Linked DNA regions of Homo sapiens: region 1 is linked to region 2. The links are chromatin loops, found by intact Hi-C in ENCODE. Cell type or tissue: K562. All regions are shown on one strand. Each heading gives the region's core, and the rest is flanking DNA. Links, peaks and the distances in the headings are about the cores only.

Evidence for each region. Peaks named below come from ENCODE experiments on the same cell type or tissue, not always from the same donor. Only the 100,000 strongest peaks of a DNase experiment are listed, where the experiment ranks them.
Region 1: it touches region 2 in a loop (11-fold over the local background); 9 of 110 quality-filtered maps call a loop at or near these places.

The regions. Positions count from the first base shown.
Region 1 is chr1:32,412,523-32,415,427 of GRCh38, reverse strand. No RefSeq gene overlaps it. Among named protein-coding and RNA genes, the nearest start is that of BSDC1, 20 kb to the right of the region's middle. In K562, for the core only: a CTCF peak has its summit at 1,295 (motif pointing right); a DNase peak (open chromatin) is centred at 1,327.
Region 2 is chr1:31,662,582-31,665,486 of GRCh38, reverse strand. It overlaps COL16A1 (collagen type XVI alpha 1 chain), which reads left to right. Exons shown (of 71, transcript NM_001856.4): 56 at 253-315; 57 at 2,829-2,900. Among named protein-coding and RNA genes, the nearest start is that of PEF1, 19 kb to the right of the region's middle. In K562, for the core only: a CTCF peak has its summit at 1,471 (motif pointing left); a DNase peak (open chromatin) is centred at 1,446; H3K27me3 peaks cover 915 bases.

The DNA of each region.
Region 1 (2,905 bases), core at 295-2,794, 750 kb before region 2:
CTTCCTATTGGGAATGGTGTTTCCCGTTTTTTTTTTTTTTGCCTTTCGTATTTTCTCTTTTCCTTTTAGGCCTACTATGGGAGACATATTCCTCATCTCCAAATTTCTCTGCTGCCTACAGAGCTGGCTGGCTCTCAGCTGTGGTTAGGGTTTGGCTTAGGAGAAGCATAACACCCCTCCATGAGAGGTCAAATACCTAAGTTACATTTTGGAAAGCTTCTATATACCTATTGGGGTTGTCAGAAAATTGGCCTAAGTCTCTCTTTATTTGCCTAAGGTCCTGTAATGAGAAGGGAACTTGAAAGGGCCCCAAATAAGGGAGATCCTCAGATGGATCCCCCAGAAGTTGCTTCTCTAATTTGGGGGCATTATTCTCTTTGGTCATGCCAAATGTGATTGCTAAAAGGGCTGGGTTAATTTTGTAACACTTGCAAAGGTCTAATAAAAAGGCCATGCCCTTGTGCAAAAGAAAATGAGCCACTTTTTCTTTAAAGTTTCAGGGTGAAAGGAGTCCCAGTGCTTCAGAATGCATTCCAGGGGAGTGCAGGCTGAAGATGGTACCCATCTAGAAAGAGAAGTGAGAAAAAGGCATCCTTTTAGTCTCCTTCCTTTTGGTGTGACCCAGGGTGGAGACGAAGACAGTGGGGGTGTCCCCCTGATGTTTTCCCTCCGTGGTTCCTTGGTCCCAGCACCTTGTTGAACATGCCACCCATGGTTGCAGGCGTGACCTCCAGCCATGGAACCAGAAGAACTAAGCGATTGGGGCTAGTCACGCTCACCCAAGTGACTCTAGTCCTCTGCCTGTGATTTCCCTTTGACTTCCTGGATTTGTGTGATCTACCTGGCTCCCCAAAAATTGGATCCCAAGAAAAGCTATGTAATAGTTGGGCAAGGACCCTTTAATGGAGTGGGAGTGCTAAATTGAACTCTATATCCTGCTATTATGGCCCATACTGAAGCGTTTACCCTTAGAGAATGGTTCTCGTTAACTTCTGAACTTAAAATCCCCTTACCAATTAAGTACCACTCTAATTGGAGGCAGAATAGGTGCCTTAAAAGAATGTAGGTATTGAATGGCCCTTTTACTGTTGATGGGACAGTATTGACACTAAAATTTGGTTTTGGAGGATATTTTACCCCTAATTGTTGAAGGCAGAGTTTTCCCATTTACAGAAGTAGCGTGAAGCCTGGTTTTTAGTAGAGAGGCACAAAAAGGGGAGAGAATTGGGAGGCTAGGGTGTTTCAGTGAAGGACAATGTGCCTCATGGAGAGGATCCCTATTCCACTAGGTGGCGCTGTTTACCTTGAAACGCCATGTGCTCTCTAGACCAAGGACAGAGTGACATTGACATGCCATATGTTCTCCAGACCAAGGACAGAGAGAGACCTGGAAATGCCGTGCTCGCCAGACCAAGCGCAGAGACACATGCTCACTGTTGGGGAGGAACCCTCTGTTCCTAGAAAATCACAAAGACACCTTCCCCTGAGCTATATCCCCAGTTACTATGACATTCCCTGATCTTGCCAAACAAGATTACTTCCCTGAAGTGTAAAACTTCCTGCACACTGCATACACAGAGAGGATAAGAGATATGACAAATGTGGTCAAGGAAGGAGGAAATTATGAAGGAAAGTTGGAGATCCTGGTGCCGACACCCCACTGGGGTGGTTGGAAGCAGGGGTCAGTCCAGAAGCCTTTGGATAACACCGGGGGGTAGCCCCAGCCAGAAGCCCTCAGTTGCCTCAGGACTTCTTCCAGCGCCACACCATGGCTGTCCTTCAAGAAAGGTCTAAAATGGAGACTGAGAGCCTCAGAATGAAAAGACAGAGTTGGAGTCCACTCCTTTACTCACTGTTTCGATGAATGTTGTACTTTGGTATCCCAGACAGGCCCCCATTATGAAGCAGCTTCGTTTTCTGGGGTATATACCCTTGGGTTCTTTGTTGTGGGCCAAAAAATTTAGGACACAGACAAACACAAGGAGTTTAGGAGCAGAAGTTTAATAGGTAGAAGAAAAGAGAGAGAAACAGCTTCCTGCACAGAGGAAGGGGTCTCCAAGCAGAAGGAACCTAGCAGAAAATGACCAAGTGGAAAAGGACTGGCTGGTGGCAAATAAGCTGAGTTTTATATACAGTTTGAGGTCGTGGTGTCTGATTTATGTAGGGCTCACAGATTGGTTCGATCAGGTATGGGTTTACATAGGGCACAGGGAAGACTGGTCACCTCACCTTAATCTTCTTATGCAAATGGACTTTCCAGTTGATCAGCACTATCTTATCCACTCCTTTACAGTACCCATGGCTGGCAGAAAAGGGAGGATGGAGCCATCATCTTGAACATGTCTAGTCCTTAGTTCCTGCCTGCATTCACCTGTGCAAGCGCCCAGCTTTCAGGCTGCTCTTTGTTAGAAAATGATTTGGGGCTGCTTTTCATTAAAAAGAGAAGACTTACCAAGGACTCCCATCCCCTTACTATCTGCCTAAGTAATTTCTTCTTAACTCCTGTATCAACAGTTACCCATCAAATACAAAGGAGGAAGGGTTACCAGTAAGCAACAGGGTTGACATGAAAACAGAGTGGTGAGACCTACAGAAATCTTTGGAAACAACTGCTTATGAACGGCCTACCAAGTTCCCACTTTTTTATTTTTTTTGAGACAGGGTCTCACTCTGTCACCTAGGCGGGAATGCAGTGGTGCAATCATGGCTCACTCATTACAGCCTCAACCTCCCGAGCTCAAGTGATCCTCCCATATCAGCCTCCCAAGTAGTTGGGACTACAGGCACGCACCATCATCCCTGGCAAATTTTTGTACTTTTTGTAGAGATGGGATTTCACTGTGTTGCCCAAGCTGGTCTCGAGCTCCTGGGCTCAAGCAATCCACTCACCTCAGCCTCCCAAAGT
Region 2 (2,905 bases), core at 201-2,700:
AGAAGAGGGGAGAGGCAGGGGAGAACGGCCTGGGTGGCCAGGCCTGATTCCAGGAACCAGGACCTGGAGAGCCCAGCCTCTTGTGTGGGCCCCAGCCCAGCAGGCCAGGCAGACGTAATGCTCCCAAGTGGTGCTTCTAGGAAGTCAAAATGAATTGCATTAACAACAGTGCATCATGCACAGGAAGAATAAAGAAGGGGAGCTCCCCCTCCAGCCCCACTTTCATTCCTGCCTGCCCCTTTGTTGATACAGGGTCCCCCTGGATTCCCAGGCAAAGTTGGATCACCTGGCCCACCTGGCCCTCAAGCAGAGAAGGTGAGCAGGACCCTGGGTTGGCAAAGTCACAGATCTGAGCCATGCAGCTCCCATGCCCCTGTCCCACCCCTAGCATCAGGCTTTCAGGAAATTCCAAGACTGACCCAGTTGCACTGAGGCTGGGAAAAGAGGCCTCCAGGATGGGCCCAGTGACTACTGGAGGCCGACAGGGCTTGCAGTGGACCAGTGGGCTCCTCGGGATGTCTGCTTGGCCCAGGATGCCTGCGGCCTCTGTGCAGCCCAGGCCCTTGTCTGCTGTGATGGGGGGAAAGGCAGGGAGGTAGGTGGGGAGGAGGCAGGGGGTCTGATGGAGGAGTAGAATGTGATAGGCAGCCCAGGCCACCTTCGTCTCCTGGGCGGGAGGATGAGCGAGGAGCTGAGAGAAGGGGGAAGCACGTCCTGAAGGAGGACACCAACGTGGAAGGGGAATGGGCTCCTCCTGGGTAGCCGTGCTCCAGTTGTCCCCAAGGGCCCAGAGAGGGCAGGGGTGGCCCGTGTCCTGCCTGGTGACAAGGGTTGGGGGAGCAGCAGTTGGCGGAGCTCCTATGCTGGCTGCTCTTGACTTTGGCTTGATAAATGCTGGAGACATGGCTCTGCCTTGGCTTGGGGCTGACATCCCTGTCTCGGCCCAACCTCTGGGCTCCCTAGATGTGCTGAGTGGGTGGTGTAAGAAGCCCGAAGATTGACTTCTGAGCTTGGGGTCGGGGGACCTGGGTTCAGAGGGACAGGTGGGAGCCTCTTTCCCCTGAGCCTTGTGGAGAGCCTCTTTCCCCTGAGAGCACACGCATGAACGTCTCACTGTGCAGGTGAGGAAACTGACACCCACAAGGCTTGGGGCAGCCCAGAGGCACACAGTGGTGTTAGCAGCAGAGCTGAGACTTCCTTCCCAGCTCCAGGAGGACCCGGGCACCTCACTACCTCCCCAGAGCCCATGCTGATCAGCCATGCTTGGGACAGTGGTGGTTGCTAGCCCCCTTCCCCTTCCCCTTCCCCTTCCCCTTCCCCTTCCCCTTCCTTCCCCTCCCCAGGACCTGAGTGGCAGCCCCTGCTCTCCTTAGGCTGGTCATTGCAGAGAATCCCAAACCTCTGGCCAGTGGTTCTTCATCCCAACTGCCAGTGGGGGCCAACATTGGTTGGGGCTCTGCTGACCCCTCCTGGTGGCTGGTGGCATTACAGAGCCCCCGAGTTCATTTTCCCCTTTGCTGGGTCTCTCTAGCGGGATTCCTTCCCTTGACCACCCTACAGCCACTGATCCAGGGCAGCCACCCTCTCCACACTGGGAGAATGCAGCCACCTTCCCCGCTATGCTGCTTGCCTCCCCCCGCCTTTTCTGGTAAACATTCCAATCCATGCATCAGTTCTCATCACTCTTCTGCTTTGAACATTCAATGGCTCCCCAGTGCCTGTAGCAGGGGTTTTCAGACTTTATTTTGTAGTCCCAGAGTCTTTTTATCACATAAAAGCAAATGTAAAAACCTCAATCTATAAAACAAATACAAGCGGAGATTCCCTGGCTAAGACAACGGTGGGGGTCCTAGAGTCCCTCTCTTCAGTCCCCACTTCATGCCCCCAGCTTCTAGGCTCCCCCAGAAGCCCCAGTGCTCTGAGAAGTACAGCTTAAAAACCACTGACTGTTCGATAAAGTTTAGCACAGCGTTCAGGGCCCCCACTCATCATGGTGACTCTTCCAGCCTCTTCTGCCTGCCAGCCCATCCCACAGGCTCCCCCAGATGCCCTGGCCAGGCCAGGCATGTGCCCACTTGCAAGTCTTTATCCTTCTCTTAGGTTCCCTCTGGCATGCACTTTTCTCCTCCACCTGCCCAATCCCAGACATCCTCAGAGTCTAGCATCTGGTGACACTTCTGTGACACTTTCCCTGATCCCCAGCCAGAGGGAACTGCTCCCCGCTCCTGAGCTCCCTGAGCCCCTTTCCACACAGAACACTTAGACTGTTGTATTGCCCCTGGTTGTGTTGGGCCCATGACCCTCACTGGACTGTGAGCTCCTTGAGGACAGGGGCACCCACTTTTTCATCTTGGGGAATCAGAGCCCACATGGTGCTGCGTGCGCTGTTGAGGCCTCTGTGCAGCCCGGGCCCATGTCTGCTGGGATGGGGGGAAAGGTAGGGAGGTAGGTGGGGAGGAGGCAGGGGGTCTGATGGAGTAGAATACAACAGGCAGCTTTCACAGTGGATTGAAGCTGTGCTTTCAGTTCAGCACATGCTACTGAGCCCCTGCCATGCCAGCCCCTGGGTCAGCACTGGAGAAGATGCCCTGTCCCTTCCTCATGGGGCAGCAAGGAAAGGGGATGCTTTGCAGATGAAGACAGATCCTCCTGGGGAGGCGACGTGTGGCACATATGCAGTTAGACAGGGACAGATTGGGCCCAGAAGCCAGCTGTCCTGTTTCCAGCAGTCACCAGGACCCTTGACCCAGGGCCTGGTCTCCATGGGTGGGGCAAAGCCCTGCTGACTTTATTGTGGGGCGGGGGGGGGGGGCGGCGCTGGTTTCCAGGGCAGCGAAGGGATTCGAGGCCCATCAGGCCTGCCTGGCTCCCCTGGGCCACCGGGACCTCCTGGGATTCAGGTGAG